Regions from separate parts of the Homo sapiens genome. Here region 1 is linked to region 2. A link is a loop called in an ENCODE intact Hi-C map of the cell type or tissue named here. Cell type or tissue: PC-3. All regions are shown on one strand. Links, peaks and the distances in the headings refer to the core of each region. The heading gives the core; the rest is flanking DNA. Region 1 overlaps ADAMTSL3 (ADAMTS like 3). Region 2 overlaps ADAMTSL3 (ADAMTS like 3).

Region 1 (10,737 bases), core at 990-8,989, 58 kb after region 2:
GAAACACCAATTAGTATTATTTAGACTACGGCACTATCATGCTTCCTTGTACAATAAACAAACACTGAATCTCCTTACCCTTTAACACCAATGTTCTCCCATGAGACACCAACTTAGTTCCTCTTCCAATATACTAGTCATCAATCTACTCAGCCATTTGTGCCAACAGCAAGGACGAGTGACATTGGTAGGCTCTTCTGGAAGACCTAACATATCTCAGAGAAAAAGGATAAAAAGACATGGAATAGAAGAATGGGATGGTGAAAGAGTGACATACGACAGAGAAAGAGCAAAGGTAAATGCATCTAAGGTAGTGTGACAAGTAGAGTCCCCTACCTGCTACCTTCTGGTCTGGATACCACAGGTTTTCCAGAACAAGACATCTGGTGAGCTATAGGTGTAGATCTGCTATTAGTTCTGACCCTCACTTGTCCTGTGAACCTTGGGCAGGTCTGTCTCAGGCTCCATGATCTCTGATGCTCTCTTTATCCCATCCCTGAGTCTCTAAATCAACTGGCCAACCATAAATTATGCCAGAGAGAATACAGAGAAGCCTGCTACATACAGCCAAGAGCCCTCTCCCAGGGTCACAGAGTCAAGATGCCAGCATTCAGGTAACTAAGATACCCAAGCGTCTCTAGCCAGAAATTGTCCAAAACAACTGAAGAAAAACAGAACAAGAGAATATCAAAAATAGTTCTGAAATTGGAAACAATGCCAACTATACAACACAAATTTTAAGGTGTTTTTGCTAGATCAAGTACAGGTAGGATCAAATAAAAAAAGAAGTCACTAAGGACAGATTTTTAAATGTCCATTCTTAGGAAAAGAGGAGCAATGTTATGGGGAGTAAATAAATAAAATTCTAGAAGTATCCTTGATATGGAGGGTTAGCAGCTGAAGACCATGACAGGGCACAGGGGAGACGGGAACACCTTCACTTGAGGTCTCTCTCTTTCTCTTACCATGCACCGACAGCAGTTAGGGAAATTGGGAAAGCAAGTCGACCACATCCAATGTGAGTCTGTAGTTAGGGCTGTCCATGACCCCAGCTTCCACAGCCAGCCCTTTTAGAGTGCTATTCAAACTATTTAATCCACAGGCACTAACCAATCAGAGAAATGTCAACCAGAACTATTGATATGTCTAGGCTGGCAAATATTTGCCTAACATTAATCCCGAATCCATTCTTGATCACCTTAAAGATGAATTTCTAGGGCACAAAAGCAAACAACGGTGGATCTATGGTAGCCATTAGTGCTTCTCACTAAATATTTTCAGTTCTCCTCCTGGGTCCATGATAGAAGTGCACGACCCCATCCCTTTGAAGTTAAGTATGTCCACATGACTTATTTTAACTAACAAAATATAAATGACGTGTCACCTCTATTCAGAAGTCTTTAAGATCAAGCACCCAATTTGCCACATTTTCTATTTTCCTCTGACATGGAAATCTGCAATGTTTCAGATGGCAACAGCACTGAGGAGAAATGTGATAGATATGTAAATGAACAAGAAAAAATCCTTTCTGTATTATGTCACTAAAATATTTTGATTATTTGTTACTGAAGCATGATATAGCCTATTCTAGCTGGTATCAGATCCAAGGAAAAGTGTGCCTCCCAAGTTTGGGGAATACTGCAAATAGTGATAGGGCTATTGCAAATGCTTATTGAAGAATATGTAAACAGGAATAAAACCAACTTGAAAACTACGAGAATCTGTAGCATTAAAATAATAATAATGTAATCTGTAAGAGAAAATGTTTTAAATTTTTATTCTAGAAAATAAACTAAATTTTGGATAACATTTGCTTTGAACTCTTAAGGAAATTAAAGAAAACATGACCTTTGAAAAATAAGACATGAATAATACCATGAACAATATCTTATTAAGACAATAATTTGAAATTTAAAAAAGAGCTAGTATAAAAAAATAATGAAAGGAAATAATGTCTTAAAGCACCAGAAAAGGTACAGAGCAGAAATTACATTACAGAAAATTAAGTCAGTTAAGTAGCAGATCAGTGTGAGAATTAGGGATAAAAAGGAAAACACAAAAATTATAAAAGATGATTAAACAGTACAATATCTACATATGGAAAATTGATGTTCTTAAAGAAGGGAACAGAAAAACTAAAAGAGAAGAAAAAATATTTAAAGACATACTAGAAGAAAACATTCCTAAGTCAAAAAAAAAAAAAACAACAACTAAGGTGTGCCAATCAAAAATTAGGACCTAGTCATATCTTAGTAAAAGTATCGAAATTATCAAAGATTACAAAAAGGAATCTTGGATTATGGACAAAATGGTGTATACTCATGTCCCCCTTGCCCATCACCCAAATACAACTAAACACCCTGGACATAATCACACAAACCATCATAAGAAGAGCCTCTGAAAAGTAAAAAGAAGAGAAAAGACTGGCTAGGAACCTCAGAACTTAAGGAACAATATAGTGGTGGGTTCACTGGGTTTTCCTTTCACATTCCATATGTTCTGGACTGTGTGCTAGAGAACAATGCAACTCATAAATGCCAACAAGCAGAGACAAAAAGGAAATAAAAGCCTGCTCTCTCCAGTCAAAGGACTAGGAGACAGCCCAGCACAACAAACATCTTTTTGACAATAACCCCCTTACATCAGCCAAACACCATGGATGCCTTCCCCAACTCCTGCCCTGCAAAGAGTGAAAAGTCTGAATTTCTACACCCTAATAAATGGTAGTGGACACTCTGGGACATGCTACCCTCCCACCAATGGTGGCATGGTGTCAGCAAAGACCAAGTCAGGATTTTGGACTCCCACCTTAATCCTGGTAATAATGGGTAACACAGAGTAACACTCCCCTTAACCACTGCTGGACAATATCTGCTGAGATGAAGTGAGAAGCCTGGACTTCCACCCTTACCCAGTGGTGGCAGGCGGTGCTCCTCTCCCTCACAAATAGAGTGGGGGCTGGGGAGGCACAACTTGGAGAGAAGGGAGCTGGAGAAAGGAAATCCTTAAAACTTCACATAAAGCTCTAGGCAGACCCCTAACCAACTCACACATGAAACTGACCAGAATTAACAATACAAAAGGTTTGAGAACTGAACTACTGTGTGGAATACCACTGCATGTGAATGAAGCAGATCAGAGTAGCATTGCAGGGCACTAAAAATTAAACTCTTATAATTATGGCCTACGAAAGGAGGCAGGGACCTACACACTAGATCTAAACATGATCACTGTCTGCTGAAATAGAAGATAGATTTAAATTGAATCAAATAAGATCCAGAGTCTCATAATACTCAAAATGTTTAGGATATAATTTAAAAATCACTTTTTATACTACGAATTAGGAAAATAACTTAAATGGGAAAAGACAATCAACAGATACCTACACTGAAATGAACTCAGATGTTCAAATTATCTGCCAATGATGTTAAAGCAGCCATCTTAAAAATGTTTCTATGAGCAATTATGAGCACTCTTGAAACAAACAAAAAATAGAAAATCTCATAAAAGAAATAGAAGATATGTTTTAAAACCCAAATAGAAATTACAGAACTGAAAACGCAATATCTTAAATTTAAAAAATTTTTAAAACCTCACTGGATAGAGGTTTTTAGCACACTGAGATGACAGATCAGTATACTTCAACAAAAATCAAGAGAAATTACTTAATATGAACAACAGAAAGAAAATATACTGAAAATAAAATAAACAGAACATCTGAGGCCTATGGGAGAATAACAAAGGATATGATACTTTCACTATCACAGAACAAAAAGGAGAAGAAATATATATATATAAAATATATATTTCCTTTTAAATTCACTGAAGTTTGTTTTGTATCCAATAATATGGTCATAATATATTTATATTTTATATATATATTTATATATATTTATATTTTATATTATATAAATATATATTATATATACATATATATTAATGTTATATATATACACAATATATATATAATATATATATTAGGCAATATATATATTGCCTAAAATAACACTTGAAGAAATAATGGCTAAAATTTTCCCAATTTGGGGGAAAAGACTAAAACTAAAGATTCAATAATCTGAATTCTAAACAGCATAAACCCAAAGAACTACAAGAAGATATATCACTATTAAACATTTCAAATCTAAGGACAAACAAAAATCTAAAAATCAGCTAGAGAGAAACAATGCATTACCTACAGGAAAAAAACAATTTGAATAACATTAAATTTCTCATCTGAAACCACAGAGACAGAAGGCAGTAGCACAACGTGTTTCAAGTGCTAAAAAAGAGAGGGGAACTCTTAGCCTATAATTCTATATCCAGCAAAAATATCCTTCTGGAATCAAGACATTCTCAAATGAAGCAAAACTAAGAATTTGTCACCAGAAGGCCTACCATTAAAGAAGAGATAAAAGAAGTGTTCCAAAAAGAAAGGATAAAATAACAGAAGATGGCTTCAAAACTCTTGGAAGGAAGAAACAACAATTAATGGGCAAAAATAGGGGTGAAGATAATAGAATATCCTTCTCCTTATGAGTTTGTTAAACGTATTTGACAGTTGAAACAAAAATTATGTCATCTGATGTGGTGCTCAAACTATATTGAGGACATATTAAGACAGCTATATTCAAAAGGGTAAAGAATAAGGGGACCTAAATAGAGGTAAGGTTTCTACACTAAGTGAGGTGGTAAAGTTGGTATCAGTAGACTTTAATAAGATAAAGCAGGAAGGGGAGAGGCAGGGAGAGAAATAGAGAGAGACAGAGAGAGAGAGAGAGAAAATGAAAACTCCCATAGAAAAATCAACATCCAATCTTAAAAAAAAAATTCAAGTAACCCACAGGAAGGCAAGAAAAGGGAAACAGCAGAACAAAAAAAAGTGAGACTAAAGACAAAATAAGTTTAAAACTGGAAAACTGAAGTATTATTTAGTATAATTACTTTTCATGTAAATAGTCAAATTACAGCAAATACACTGATATACCAGATAGAGATGGGCAGAATGAATTTTTTAAAAACATGACTCAACCATATGCTCTCTATAAGAAACTCACCTCAAATATGATAATGTAGGCAGGTTCAAAGTAAACGATGAAAACACATATACTATGCTAATAATATATTTCATAGTAATTTTTAAAAGAAGTGGCTACATTCATATTAGATAAAGTAAACCTCAGAGTAAAGAAAAATATCGGAGACATAGAGCAAAGTTCTACCACCAAGAAGACATAGGAATTCTAAATGTGTATGCACCAAACAACAAAGTTTCAAAATATTTGAAGCAAAAACTGATAAAACTGAAAGAAAAATTATACTCAATGAAACTATACTTGAGGATTTCATCATCTCTCTCTCAGCAATTTTGAATAACTAGATAGAAAATCAGCAAGATTATAGAAGAACTAAACAACGCCATCAACCAACAAAATCTAATTGACATCTAAAGAACACTCCACCCAACAACAGCAGAATACACATTTTTTTCAAGAGTGCCCATGGAACATTCACCAAAACAGACCATATTATTGGACACAAAACAAACTTCAGTGAATTTAAAAGGATTAAAATCAGACAGAGTCTATTATTTGACCACAATGGAATAAAACTAGAAATCAGTAACAGAAAGGTAACAGGAAAATTTCCAAACACTGGGAAAGTAAATAACATGTTTCTAAATAATCCATGAGTCAAAGAGAAATTCTCAAAATGTCTTAGTCCATTTGGGATGCTTTAACAAAATATCACAAACTGGGTAGTTTATAAAAAACAGAAATGTATTTCTCACAGTTCTGGAGAGTGGGAGGTCCAAGATCATGGTTCCAGCAAGTCCAGTATCTGGTGAGGGCCTACTCTCTGGTTCATAGATGTGTCTTCTCACTGTGTTTTCACGTGGAAGAAGGGGCAAACAAGCGCCTTTTGGCCTATTTTATAAGGGCATTGATCTCATTCAGGAGGGCTTGCCCTCATGAGTTGATCACCTCCCACTTCCTAATACCATAACCTTGGAGGGTAGGATTTTGTTATTGTTGTTGTTGTTGAGATGGAGTGTTACTCTGTCGCCCAGGCTGGAGTGCAGCGGTGCAATCTCCGCTCACTGCAAGCTCCCCTTCCCGGGTTCACGCCATTCTCCTGCCTCAGCCTCCTGAGTAGCTGGGACTACAGGCGCCCACCACCAAGCCCGGCTAATTTTTTGTATTTTTAGCAGAGACGGGGTTTCACCATGTTAGCCAGGATGGTCTCGATCTCCTGACCTCATGATCCGCCCACCTCAGCCTCCCAAAGTGCTAGGATTACAGGTGTCAGCCACCACGCCTGGCCAAAGGGTAAGATTTTAACATATGAATTTGGAGGTGGATGGACACAAACATTGAGAACATAGCACAAAGGAAAGCTTAAAAATATTGTTTAATAAGAATGAAAATGAAAGTAAAACATATCAAATTTTGTGGTATGGCAAACTCAGTTACAGAGAGAGAAATTTATAGCACTAAATGCTTGCATTAGAAAAAAAAGAAAAGATCTCAAATCAATAATCTAATCCTACCCCCAAGAAAATGGAAAACAGAGGGAGAAAAAAAGTGACCAGAAGGAAGAAAATAATAAAGAGCAAAATTCACTGAAATAGAAAACAGAAAAACAACAGAGGAAATGTATAAAACAAAAACCTAATTCTTTTTAAAGATCAACAAAACAATAAGCTGACAAAGAAAAAAGTAAGCAATATTACAAAGAATAAAAGAGAAAAAATGCAAACTTCAAATATCAGGAATGAAATGGGTATCACTACAGATCCTGCAACCATTAAAAGGATAACAAGGAAATGCAACAAACAATTCTACACAGAAAAATTCAACAATTTGAAATAGACCCATTCCTTGAAAAACAAAAAATACCAAAATTCACTCAATATAAAATAGATAACCTGAATAATACTATATAACTGTTAAGGAAATTGAGTTCACAGTTTAAAATCTGTCAAAAATGAAATATCCAAGTTTCACTGGAGAATTATACCAAACATGTAAAGAACACCAATCTCTTCAGGAAACAGAAGAGAGAACACTCTCCAACTCATTTTATGAAGATAGTACTAAAACCAGACAATGACAGGACAAAAAAAAAAAAAAAGAAAACAGCACGTGAATATCTCTCATGAATTTAGATGCAAAAATTCTCAACAAAATATTAGTAAATAGAATTCAGCAATATATATAAAAAGAATGATAGGCCATGACCAAGTGGAGTTTATTTCAGGGATGCAAGGCTGGTTCAATACCTGAAAATCAATGTAATACATCAAATCAACAGCATTAAAAGAAAAAAAGATAAATCATGTGATCATATAAACTGATGCGGAAAAGAGCATTTCACATAATTAAACACCTATTCATGATTTAAAAAAAATTCTTCCATGGACCTTACCCATGGGAATGGATTAGGGAGAGAAACTTAACATTAAGCCATTCAAGGACCTCCTAGTTTCACCAGATATCAAGGCAGCACATAGTATTGGTTGTTAATTTTAGGTCTTATATCCCTTTGTCTATGTAGAGAATCCCAAGAAATCTAAAAAAGAACCCTTCCTAGAACCAGTATATGATTTCAGAAAGGTTGCAAGATACAAGATCAATACACAAAAATCAATTGTATTTCTGTGTATTAGCAACCAACAGATGGGTAATGAAATGAAAAACCCACCACCATTTACCATCACTCCAAAAAAATATAGAATATGTAATTATAAATCCAACAAGGATTGTTCAGAATTTTACAAAACATTATGATAGAAGTCAAGAAACAGCTACATAATGAAGAGACAGACCATATTCATGGATTGGGAAGACTCAACACAGTAAAAATGTTTATCCTCCCCCAAAAGCGACCTATAGGTTTAACACAATTCCTATCAAAATTCCAGCAAGATTTATATATATATATATATATATATGTATATATGTGTGTATATATGTATATATGTGTGTATATATGTATATATGTGTGTATATATGTATATATATGTGTATATATGTATATATGTGTGTATATATGTATATATGTGTATATGTATATGTGTGTATATATATGTTTATATATAGACAAGCAAAACTTACATGGAAATGCAAAGAATCTAGAAGAGTTAAAATAATTTTGATAAAGAATAATAAAGAGGAATCACTCTAAGACTTACTGTAAAGCTACAGTAATCAAGATAGTGTGACACAGTAGGACAAATAGATACATAGATCAATGGAACAAAATGAAGAATCTGAAAATAGACCCAAACAAATACCCTCAACTAATTTTTGACAAAGGAGCAAAAGTAATGTAATGGAGGATGAATGTCTTTTCAAGAAATGACGATGGTGCAATTGGACATCATAGGCAAAAGTGAGTCTTGACCTTAACCTCACACCATATAACGTAAGATGTGACCTTAACCTCACACTGTATGAACAAATTAATTCAAAATGGATCATTTACTTAAATATAAAATATAAAACTATAAAATATTTAGAAGAAAACATAGGAGAAAATCTTCAGGACTTAGGGTAGGCAAAGCATTCTTAGCCATGACACCAAAAACCATGATCTATAAGTGAAAAAATTTGATAAATAGAACTTCACCAAAATTTATAACTTTTCCTCTCCAAAAAAAAAAAAACATAAAAATAAAAAATAAAAACCTATAAGAGGGTAAAAGAATCAAGCTACATACTGGGAGAAAATATTTACAAACCACACATTTCATATTAAAGAAGCTAAAAGTCCGCAGTATACAACAACCTTACAAACAGAAAGCAGAGAAGAAGCCATGAATTCTAAATGCTGAATACAGATGAGGACTCCACTTGCACTTCTGGTGCCAACCCTAGTCTCATATTAGTTTCTCTTAAGATAGCTTTCTTTCTTGACCTTATCAGGGATTGTCAGTCAATGGATTCATTAATTGCACCTCAGAATTATGTGCTAATCCTATGTTACAAAACAGAGCTCTGAGGTCAGTGAGTACTTCCACATGACAGCTTAAAAAAGATGCCTATGTCCTGCGTGCCATGTGTCTTTTGAAGGACAAACTTCCCTTGGTTATTCCTAGAGTGGAAAAAAAACTGTTAACATCTAGGACACTACCCCAGGGCTGGCCAATGAAGCATCTTGGGAGCCAAGGCTTACTCAATGCACTCTGTGTCCTGGGAAGGGCATGAGAGAGGGTCAGCAGACAGCATAGAAAAAAAACCCAGCAATGATGCCAACAGACTGAGACACCACCTTGGCCTGTCACACTCTAGGGACTCACCAATGCTCTACTGGGGAAAAACTGAGGATAGCAATCAGTACATTATCTATCTTGCTCTGTGTCGTACAATTATGTATGTGTGCCTGTCTATTCGTTTATCAATTAACACTATAATAAACAGTGGCTAGTTCATTCCATGGTGTAGGCTGGGTTTCTCTCCCTCTCCCCAAAAGCTCTGTTATCTTTTAAAGTGTCTGGTTGCTAAGCGCACTGCTAAAGACCCACCAGACATCAGCCAGGTGCATAGAAGGCACCACCTAGGTGAACAGCCCTCTCACAAACAGGGCCTGAACAGCGCCTGCCAGATCATGGCCGCCTGCCACTCCATGCATTCCTTCTTTGCTCCATGCACCAAAATGCTTTCCTGGCTCTGACAATGGAAGCTGCTAATGCATCCCAGAAAGGATTTACAGAGGGTGCAGCATAAGTGCTCCACCTCTGGAGCTGTGAACAATGATGCCTGCCACATGCTGGACCTCCCAGGGACGGGAAGGAGAGCTCCAAGGTCAGCTCAAAGCCACCGGTCTACCTCCAAGATGCAAACCCACAAAGCCTGTCCTAAGAAGTAAGGCCACTGCTCAGGCCCCCAGCAAAGGCCTGACTGGGCTCTGGGAAGGTCTGTTTCCCTTGGAGAGTCATGGCACAAGGAAGCAACGTTGCAAATGTCCCACCTATCCCTGTTCTTTGGAAACGAGGCTCTGCATTCTAAGTGTGAAGTGTTTGCTTTGAAAGGAATTTGGGTTGAACAGTAAAGGGTGTTGGACTTGTTTCATCTGCCCATCCCACACCTCTTTTCTCTTCTCTCTCAACTGGAGGAATAATGATTACAAATGACTGCCAACAAATGGGCAACTTTCCTCCAGAAGGGCAGGCATGTCCCTCACATTCAGGCTGGCTTCTTTCTGCTACGATCTACAATCTGCACACCCAGCAAATGGGCAGTCATCCCTCAGCTTCACGGAGAATACCCATCCAGGCAGGAAGAGCCTCTTCACAGGCCCTGCCTTCACCTTAGCAAAAGATGTCAATAGTGCTTTCTCCTTTCCAAACACACTTTGAGTCCTATCTTCCAGACCCCCTGGAGCACCAGCAAGCTTTGCTTATGATTTACACCCCTGCTTCACTGACACCTTATTTTTGCATTCTAACATATATGGGTCACTCTTTTCACAAACTATAGACTCAGAGTATCCATTTTATAACATAGCTTAAAATGTACTCCTAAATGAGCTATACCAACCCTCAGAATTCTCTACTCTGATTCCCAGGGTGGTCACTTCTATTTGGATTTAAGGGTGACAGGGTTTAAAATGCCCAGGATTCTATGGAGTTAACATTTTATTAGTGACATCAAATGCGAGTGAGTATAGGTCGCAAGACACTCTCCCAGGCTACTAATGGTACAACTTAGTAATAAAGAGAAATGCTTGTTGCACAAA
Region 2 (10,737 bases), core at 737-8,736:
GCCATGGGTTCCAGGTCTACAAACACTGCCCTGGTCACATGCTTGCCAGTACCCATCTCACTGAAGAAGGTGTTGAAGGATGCGTCTTCTCTCCCACTGGTCTTGTCACTGGCATCTGGTCGTCAGGCAGGATGCTGTGTTCCAGGCAGTAGAACTCCCAGCAGGCATTGCCAATCTGGACACCAGCCCAGCAAATGTGGATGGAGATGTACTCATGCATGATGGGGACTTCTAGGGCTCCTTGGCACTGGAGGAGGTGAAGGGCTGGTGACAAGGATCTCCCACTAACAGACTACCAAGAAGTGCAGGGGAGACGCAATCCATGACTATTTTTTAATAGTACAGGTTGAGTATCCCTTATCCAGAATGCTTGGGACCAGAACTATTTTGGATTTCAGATTTTTTTTTGGATTTTGAAATAGTTTCATATACGTAAAAAGATATCTTGGGGATGGCACCCAATTCTAAACATGAAATTCATTTATGTTTCATGTATATCTTATAAACATAGGCTGAATGTAATTTTTTACACTATTTTAAATTATTTTGTGAATAAAACAAAGTTTTGACTGTGTTTTAACTGTGACCGTTCACATGACATCAGGTATGGAATTTTCCATTGTGGCATCATGTCAATGTACAAAAAGTTTCAGGGTGCTCAACCTGTATGAAATGCAAGAATCTTTTATCCAGATTAATATCTTTGGCCCTAAATTCTATTTTTCTAATACTAATATTGCTATATAATCTTTATTTTAGTTTACACTTGCATGATCCATGTTTTACCATCCATTTATTTTCCATCCTTCTGCATGATTTTATGTATCCCCTTATAAAAAGCATTTAGCTATTGTTTTTAAACATATCTCAGAGTCTACATGTTTATGAAGACATTTAACTCATATACATTTACTGTAATTTGGGGTATTTAGATTTTTCTGCTATTTTATTTTGTTTTCCTTTGACCACATTTTTTGTCTGGTTTCTTGTTTTTTTAATCCTGCATTTTGTTGAAATGATCATATTTTCTTTATTTTATTTTATTTTATTTTTTTTCTTGTGGACTGGAAATAATAACTAATTTCATTCTTCATTTTTTTTGGTTTTTGATATGGAGTCTTGCTCCATCACCCAGGCTGGAATGCAGTGGCAGAATCTCGGCTCAATGCAACCTCCACCTCCTGGGTTCAAGAGATTCTCTTGCCTCGGCCTCCCAAGTAGCTGGGATTACAAGTGCCTGCCACCATGCCTGGCTAATTTTTTTGTATTTTTAATAGAGATAGGGTTTCACCATGTTGGCCAGGCTGGTCTCAAACACCTGACCTCAAGTGATCCACCCACCTCAGCCTCCCAAAGTGCTGGGATTAAAGGTATGAGCCACCATGCCTGGCCTCTTATTTCATTCTTCTAACATACATATTTAATAAAATTTAACAACTTTATAATTAAATAAATTAAACAAATTTCTTCTCTGTGTCTAGGGTAATAAGTATCTATATCCTTGCCACAAACAAACAAAAGAAACAGAGCCTTGACAAATCTTCACAGAATTTTAGAAGGTTCAAAATATGGTATACTGCCATCTAATTTAAAAAGTGTAAGTGACATACATACATATAGATGCTAAATTGCTTATATACACATAAAATATCTCTAAAAGGAGACCCAAGAATTAATAACATTGGCTTCCTCTGAGGAGAAACCTACTGATTGGGGAAAGTGGGTGAGAAAGATTTATAAATACTCCTTTATACATTCTGAATTTTGAACTATCTGACATACTACCTGGTCCATTTTTTTCTAAATTTAAAATTGAACTTAACTCCAAGCTTTACCAGTTTCTTTGTTCATCCATCTTTCTTGCACCTCATGTTTTCCTCTTGTTAGATTCTTGTTTTTGTTGTTATTATTGCTTTGCTAGGTATACTCTGGATTAATTATTTCGGAGACAGTCTTGGGTAATCATCTTGTAGTACTTGAACAGATATTTTTATTTTACTCTCATAGTTGAAACACAGCCAGTGTAGGTGAGTTCAGTATTATAAATTAAAATTCGTTTTTCTCAGGGCTTAATAGTGTCTCTGTCTTCTAATACAAAGTATTACTAGCAGAAAGTCTGACACCAATTCTATTGTCATAAACAAAAGAGGATAATTTGCTTTTTGTAATATGAGTGTTTTCTGGATATTTCTCCTAATTCTTAACATTCTTAAATTTTAACACGATGTATCGGGGTATGTATATGTTTGTGTTTTCATCCCAATTGATACTCTCTGGACTCTTTTCATCTGAAGATTTGTGTATTTCTCCAGGTCTGCGAGGTTTTCTTCAATTGTTTGGTTATTGTATTAGTCCATTCTCACACTGCTATAAAGAACTGCCCGAGACTGGGCAACTTATAAAGAAAAGAGTTTTAATTGACTCATAGTTCTGCATGGCTGAGGAGGTCTCAGGAAACTTATAAGCATGGCAGAAGGAGAAGCAGGCATGTCATACGTGGTGGCAGGCAAGAGAGAAGAGTGAACAAAGGAGGAACTTGCCAAACACTTATAAAACCATCAGATCTCGTGAGAACTCACTGTCATGAGACCAGCATGGGGGAAACTGCCCCCGATCCAATCACCTCCCACCAGATTCCTCCTTCGACAGCTGGGGATTACAATTCAAGATGAGATTTGGGAGGAGACACAAAACCTAACCATATCAATTATAGTCTTCCTTCCATTCCCTTGTCTCATCTTTCTACTCCTAGATATATCTTAGAATTTTCTCTATTTTCCCCCACACTTCCCATTTCTAAGCCTTTTTACACTGTGCTGAATTTTCCAATTCACTAACATGACCTATACCTATTTCCATGCTGCTTATCAGCCAATCTATGATTTCATGATCAAATTTTTAGTGTACAAAATATCTAATTGTTTCTTTTCCATAATGTAATAGTTTCCTTAACATTACATAAGGATAGTAATTAGCTATACTTTAAAATATTCTTCTGTTTCCTTTGGTAGCTCTGTTTCTCTGGGTGTTAACTCTTCTGTTGTGTTTGGTCCTCCTCTTCCAGGGTGGGTATTGTGTCTTGGTTGTCTTCTTCTCTTTGTACTTAAGTATCCGTTTGTTTGACAAAACTGTTTACTATAGCCTGTAGTGGTCGTGGAGAAGTGGGAGGACTATGGTCTGGAAGAATATGTTGGTAATGTATCTTCTAGATTGGGGGCTTCCCATCTCTCCTAGAGGTCTCTGGCTACCTGGAGCATGAATTATTCTCTGGCCCTTGTTTTCCACTTACCCGCTACCTACCTAGGAAAGAATACAATTGTCATGCACTGCTCAGCTCCAACAGGGCCACATGCCAATTTCTCTCCTCTCACCTCCTTTTTAATTGCTGATTCAGTCCTTGGGACTTCTCAGAATGGCTTCCACCACAGAATTCCTCCTGAATGTATTTTGGGCTAGTTTCCTATAATCCTATTTATCCATGTATATAAACTGCCCACTTTTTAACCATTAAGAATTTCCCAGATTTTTTAGTTTGTTGGTACAACTTTGTCTTCTTTTCCAGGGCTATCACAGAGATATTGTTCTTTATACAACTTTGAGGTCATTTCATGAGATTTGCCATATGCGATGAAGTAGATGCAGAATTATTAGCTGTCATCTTGATCCAAAGTCCGTGTCTTGTCTTAAATTCTTAAAAATGCCTAATATTTTATTTTCTTTGACATGGTCTAATTTTTAAATTATAATTATTTAATCATTGAATATTCTATACTCCATGGCACAGTTAATATTGGAAAGGGGCCAAAGGCCAGAATTAACAGAAAAATCCAGTGTAATCCCACCAGGACTGCTGAGGAATAGAAGAACCACTTTCCCCTGTTTATGAACACTAGCTTATTACACAGGGTGGTATGTTGGATGAATCTGAGGAAAATTTGTACTTATGTTGCTAATTGGTATCTTGGCAATATTGAGTATAATAAGTTTAGTCAACTTCTTTTTTTTTCTCCTGTCCTTAGAATGGTTACTGCAGAGCAAACAGGATTATTTCTCCCTTGTTTTCACTGCAGGCTTATCTTTCCCAAATCTCTTCTGTCATGTAATTAGATTCAAGTAGCAGAGACTGGGGCATTTTCAGACTTTATTGGTAGCCTCTTTCTAGCCAGAAACTCCTTAAAATTTTATTTTACGTGTGTTAAACGTGGGGCTTCCTCTTTTGTCACCAGCAGTTAATGGATATCCAAATCCAATTTACTGTACTAAGTGTTTGATCCTGATGGTAGCTGACTTGACAAAAACTGCTCAGTGGCAAAAACAAAAAGCAAAACAAAAAAAAAAACCTTGAAGTTAGTGAGATTACCAACACAAGCAAAAAAATTGTATGCTTTAGTGTATTAAAAATCACCCACTGATCCCCCAAGATGACCTTATAAATACTTAAAACGAAATTCTTCATGGGAGAAGCTTCTGGAAAATAATTATTCAGGCTATGAATCTGGAAAGAAGATTAAAGAGACCCAACATTGAAATATTTCCTTTCAAAGTCAAGTTCCTCATCTTTGTGGGCTAAGGCTACTTTCTTACTGAAATCAGTAACTTTTTCCTTGTTAAAATAAGGAACAGTTGTGTTACTCCTGAGAAACACTGTTAGTTTATTATCTTATGAATCTGTGACTTCTGCAACTGATTGTGTTTCTCTCTCCCAGTTGGCTGCTAGAAAGCTCAGATCAAATCTGTGCCCCTGTAGTAAGTATGGAGAGCTCTATGGTGTGTATTTTTATTTTAGTCTTATTCCTGGCTTTATCAGATACCTTTATTCTTCTCTTTGTCACCTACTTCTGGTTTATTTTATTTCTGGTTAAATTTTCTTTCTTCTGATAGACTGCTTTGTTTAATAGTTGATTTAATTTTAAAAAATACTCTTATTCTACAAGATTTGCATAGTGAGGCTGCCTGATAGAGTTTTACTATCCATTAGATGAACTATTATAACTACAGGTGGTGCTCAGACAATAGTATAATCATATCTGAAAACTAGTATTGGAGGTTCGGGTTCCCTACTTTCTGTCGGTGTTCAAAGAGAGGCTGGATGACCATCTCAAGATGCCATATCAAACATGAGAACCCCAGCCCTCCCCACTAGCCCTCCCCACTAGCAGAGGAGAATCCAGAGAATATATGCTTCCACCATCGGCAAAAATCATCCCCAAGTTGAGAGTGACCCCTGGGGGCAATCTGGGCATAATGTCCTCTGGGGTCTAAAAAGGAAATTCAGTCTCCTTAGGCTCCACGATGGTTTATGGTTTGGAGAGAAATGTTCTCATTCCTTTGTGCCTTTAAGACTATTTGCTGAGCATCAACCCTCCCAGAAATGGCTACACCCATACCTGAACCGGCAGGTGTGAGTCAGCAGGGCAGCTCATCACAAAGCAGGCACACAAGTGCTGGGATGCTGAATAGCTACAGCTATTTGGTCAAGGAACTCCTACATGAACATCTGCAAACACAGGGAACCTGCACTTCCAACCCTGGCTTTCCTAGCTGTGTCCTGGTAACGCCAATAGCAACACAGTGACAACTCGTGGATGAAAATTTAAAACAAAAAAGTTAACATGGTTTTGTTTTAGATCATGATTCTTGCCAGTGTCATTAACTATCAAAATAATGTCTACAAATCCAGATTCACATAATAGGTAACTCAATAAAATCTTACAATTTTTGTGTTCACTCTGGTTCTGAAGGCTCAAGAGAGGGATCTTTTAAATTGCAAAATGTTAAATGCTAAAGACTTTTCCCCTTTAAAAAACCCACAAAAATACATCATAAATTGTTACCATAAAAATTACTATCTGGACTTAATGCCATTATGAGTTCATAGTCTATATTTTATAGCTAAAATGTTTCAAGCTGCAAAGCATCATTATAAAACACAAAAAATTACTTTTGTCTCAGAGACTCACTATTCCTTTTACGCTGAGAGACTCACCACGCTTCCCTCCTGTCTGAATACCAATCTTTAATTAAATGTCCGCCTGCATTGTCTATTCCTTATACGCCACTCCAGATGTCTATCCAGTGGGAAGGGGTCCCTGGGCCATTTTGTGGTTGATGTCCAAGTCACTTCCATGCTTTTACTGGGCACTACGCCAAATAAATTATCTAAGTCATTCAAAGTAGATGTCAAAATTAATAATTTTTTATTCATAAGAAATTCAGGATCATGTCCCCTATTTTATGAAACATGAGTGCTGTCAACAAACTAGAGGAGATTTTTAAATAAAGTCATTTCCCTGTAAATTTAATCAGCACCATTTTCTTCAGACAATGAGAGAGCTTCCTTCAAAGATTAGCAAGTACGGTGCGATCATTTGAAAGATTTGCACTAAAATGCAGCATATTACAGAGCGAGTTGTTTTCCAAACCTCTAGACCCACAAACTTTCTCTGGTGAGTTAAAATGACATTAAATTCCACCCATGTAATGCACACAGCCCACAAAAATGCCAAAGGACAATGAACCTAGCACCAGCCCCAGAATTCCAATCACATTGAGAAGCTGTGACTCACAGTCTCTACCCAACAGGGTCAGTACCTAATTTGTAGACACCCATGACTAAGTCTCTCACCCCCAGGAAGAGAACCTTCCTCTCCACTTCTATAGTCTCTGTCAACACCTCTACGATAGTATCACATTAGGATTAGTTTTGTCCATTCATTTCCCCTGCTGGGCTCTGGCCTAGTTGAAAACAGAAACTGTCTTGTTCCTCACTTTATTGCAGAGGGTTGGTGTATAGTAGGTGTTCAACTTGTCTTGATTGAATGGATGATTCAGTTCATTTTTGTTTCGGAGGGTTTAAGGAGATATTTTACATTACATTTTCCATTTCACTCTTGTGATTACACCCAGACGGTAAATTTAATGAAACGCAGAAAATGGAAATGATGTGGCAGGTTGTAATAAATACCAGCTCAGGAATTCCTTACAAGTGTGTTTCCCCAATACAATGCAGTATTGTGCTCTTTCCAACAGCCATAATTTACCCAGCCCATTTTGACAGATTCTAATGAACCAAATGTCATTTATGACAATATCCATTACCTGTGCTCACTGTAGTCTGACAGGAATCACATTCGGAATGACACCATATCCTAAGCTGGTGGTTTCTAAAGAAACATACCCCTTTAACACAAAAAAAAGATAAACAGGTATGTGTGACTTTCTGATGAAAATTCAACTCTGTGTATGAGGTAGAAAGATAATCTAGCACAAATGAGGCAAATTCAATAAATTCCATTTCCATGAAATGTTAACAGAATAAAAATAATGGTTTTATGGAATGTAATCAACTAGTTAAGACGGAGCTGAATATTGTTTATATAGTTTCTAATAGATTTCTAGAGTATTTCTTGTAATCCAAATTCATTAATAAATGTCAAAGCAATAGCCCTGGTATATATTATTGCCCATCATTATTTGACCAGAATTGAATTTTCTGGGAAAATCAAAATTTTAAGGAATACCATTCATTCCAAGCTGTTCCTTTAAATCCCACTTTTACTCGTGTATGTTTTGAACTGACAAAGGAAGCATCTGTTAGGCAGATAAATATACAGTGTTGACTCACTTATCTGACAGAATTAGGACACTTAGTTATTTTCTAGGTAATAAAGGATGCCCTTTAGTGTATTATTTTTAGCTTAACTTTTTAAATGGAAAACACACATTACAGTCTGGAAATAAGGTACCTAGAAAATAATTTAACCCCTTCTGAGTACTCAGAATCATTTTTGGGAACACCAATTACTATCAAAGCAATGGGTTTGTTGTGATTCTCTTTTAGTAAAAGCTGTACATATGTAAGAGGTACAACATGTTTTGATATACATATACATAGTGAAATGATTACTATAGTCAAGCAAATTAACATATCCATCTCCTCACATGGTTACTTTTGTGTATGTGTGGTGAAATTTACTCTCATAGCAAATTTCCAGTATATAATACAGCATTATTAACTATAGTCACTTATCCTACATAACTGCAACTTGTACCCTTTAACCAACATCTCCTCTCCATTCCAGGCCCTGGTAACCATAGTTCTACTCTCTGTTGCTATATAATCTTTAGATTTCACGTATAAGTGAGATCATGCAGTATTTTTATTTCTGTGTCTGGCTTATTCCACTTAGCATAATGTTCTCCAGGTCCATTCATGTTGTTGCAAAAGGCAAGATTTCCTTCTTTTTTAAGGCTCAATAATATTCATAATAATTCATAAAGAATAATATAGTTATATATATGTATGTACATCACATTTTCTTTATCCATTCATCTATCAATGGACACTTAAGTTATTGCCATATCTTGGCTATTGAGTATAACACTGCAATGAACACGGGAGTGCAGATATCTCTTCAAGACAATGATTTTATTTCCTTTGGATACATACCTAGAATCATGAGTGCTAGATTATATGGTAATTCTATTTTTAAACTTTTGAAGAACCTCCATACTGTTTTCTAAAATAGCTGCACTAATTTACATTCCCACCAACAGCATATAAGAGTTCCTTTTCTTCACACTCTCACCAACACTTATTATCTCTTGTCTATTTGATAACAGACATCCTAATAGATATGAGATGTTTTGTCATTGTGGTTTTTATTTGCATTTTCCTGATGATTAGTGATTCTGAGCACCTTTTTATATACCTGTTGGCCACTTGTATGTCTTCTTTTGAGAAATGCCATTTGCCCATTTTTTAATCCAGTTAGTTGGAAGCATCACACTTCCTACTATACTTCCCGATTTCAAATTGTATTACAAACATACAGTAATCAAAACAGTATGGTACCGGCATAAAAACAAACACATAAACCAATGAAACCAAAGAGTGAGTCCATAAATAAACCCACACATATATGGTCAACTAATTTTCAACAAGGGGCCAAGAATATACAATGGGAAAAGGATAGTCTCTTCAATAAATAGTGTTTGGAAAACTGAAAAGCCATATTTGAAAGAATGAAATTGAACCCTTATCTTACACCATACCCAAAAATCAACTCAAAATGCCTTGAAGACTTAAATGTAAGACCTAAAACCACCATAAAACTCTTAGAAGAAAACAGATGGGAAAGCTTTTTGATATTAGCCTTGGCAAGAATTTTTCAAATATGACACCAAAACCTCAGGCAACAAAAGTGAAAATAAGTGAGACTGCATTAAACTAAAAAGCTTCTGCATGGCAAAGAAAACAATCAACAGAATGAAAAGGAAACCTACATATTAGGACAAAATATTTGCAAACCATATATCTGAGAAAGGATTAATATCCAAAATATATAAGAAATTCACACAACTGAAAAGCAAAAAAAAAAATTATGATTCTAAATGCTCCTAACCATTATACTTTTTGGGTTCTTGAGGCTGGTTTTGCTTTGGTATGAAACTGTGCTTGGCTTCTTTTACACTATTCTCCATTCCAGCATCTGACCTCCGTTTTTTACCTCTTTCCATGGAGAGCAACCTGAGCACCACTCCGAGGAGGATCCTCTAGCTTTAGCCCTTACTGGTTCACCATCCCAGGTTTGGAATTTTGTTTCAGATTCAGACTTGCAGAGTTTATTCCTGTAGTTCCTCCACCTGTAAAATCCATTGGTTTGGTGTGCCGTAGGAAGTCAGTGCCCCTGGCCTCATCCACTAGCACCTTCTCTGGGCAATCAATATTCTTGAGTGATCCAGTGCCTTCTATAATGTTCCATGTTTCTTCTTAAGCATCAGGTTTTTAATTTCAGTTTTTAGATGTTATCCATCTCTTAAAGATAAAAATAGGCCCTTCAGCTCACATAGAACTCCACTTCGTTGCCTGTTCTCTGACACTTCTGTCCCTGAATCATCACGCTGAGTGGTCTTTTTCAAACTGAGATCCATAGAGGTATGGTTTTTATACCCAGTGGATTTTGCCAAGGTAGTACTTCTACAAGTCTGCTAGAGCCACAGGGTTATTGGGCTTGGGGTGCCCATTAAAGCAAGTATGGCTGCAGTGACCAAAGACTTAGATCACAATACCCAAGTCCCATCAAATACTTAGAAAGCCTTCCCAATAAGGATGGGTACAAACAAGCCCAAACTGAGAAGACGACAATAAATATCCAACTCTTCAATGCCCAGATACTGACAAACATCCACAAGCATCAAGCCCATCCAGGAAAACAGGACCTTACCAAACAAAGTATATAAGGCACCAGTGACCAATTCTGGAGTGACAGAGATATGTGACCTTTCAAACAGAGAATTCAAAATAGCTGTTTTGAGAAGCTCAATGAAATCCAAAATAATACAGAGAAGGAATTCAGAATTCTATCAGATAAAACTAACAAAGAGATTGACATATTTTAAAATAATCAAGCAGAAGTTCTGGAGCTGAAAAATGCAATTGACAAATAGAAGAATGCATCAGAATCCCTTAACAGCAGAAATGATCAAGCAGAGGAAAGAATTAGTGAGCTTGAAGACAGGCTATTTGAAAATACACAGAGAAGACAAAGAAAAAAAATAAAAAATAACGACATATGCCTATGGGATCAAAAAATAGCCTCAACAGGGGACATCTAAGAGTTATTGGTGTTAAAGAGAAGGTAGAGAGAAAGATTAGGGTAGGAATTTTACTCAAAAGGATAATAACAGAGAATTTCCCAAACCTACAGAAAAAATACCAATATTCAAGTACAAGAA

The links. Hi-C counts contacts between places; a loop is a spot of excess contacts. Peaks named below come from ENCODE experiments on the same cell type or tissue, not always from the same donor. Only the 100,000 strongest peaks of a DNase experiment are listed, where the experiment ranks them.
Region 1: it touches region 2 in a loop (2.5-fold over the local background); 3 of 110 quality-filtered maps call a loop at or near these places.

Annotation. Positions count from the first base shown.
Region 1 is chr15:83,671,981-83,682,717 of GRCh38, reverse strand. The region is part of intron 2 of ADAMTSL3 (ADAMTS like 3); the gene reads right to left. Among named protein-coding and RNA genes, the nearest start is that of ADAMTSL3, 23 kb to the right of the region's middle. In PC-3, for the core only: no CTCF peak of the experiment used is centred there; no DNase peak of the experiment used is centred there.
Region 2 is chr15:83,729,267-83,740,003 of GRCh38, reverse strand. All of the region lies in intron 3 of ADAMTSL3 (ADAMTS like 3), which reads right to left. It also overlaps the pseudogene TUBAP4. Among named protein-coding and RNA genes, the nearest start is that of ADAMTSL3, 81 kb to the right of the region's middle. In PC-3, for the core only: a CTCF peak has its summit at 5,232 (motif pointing left); DNase peaks (open chromatin) are centred at 5,413 and 6,563; H3K4me3 peaks cover 1,907 bases; H3K27ac peaks cover 3,573 bases.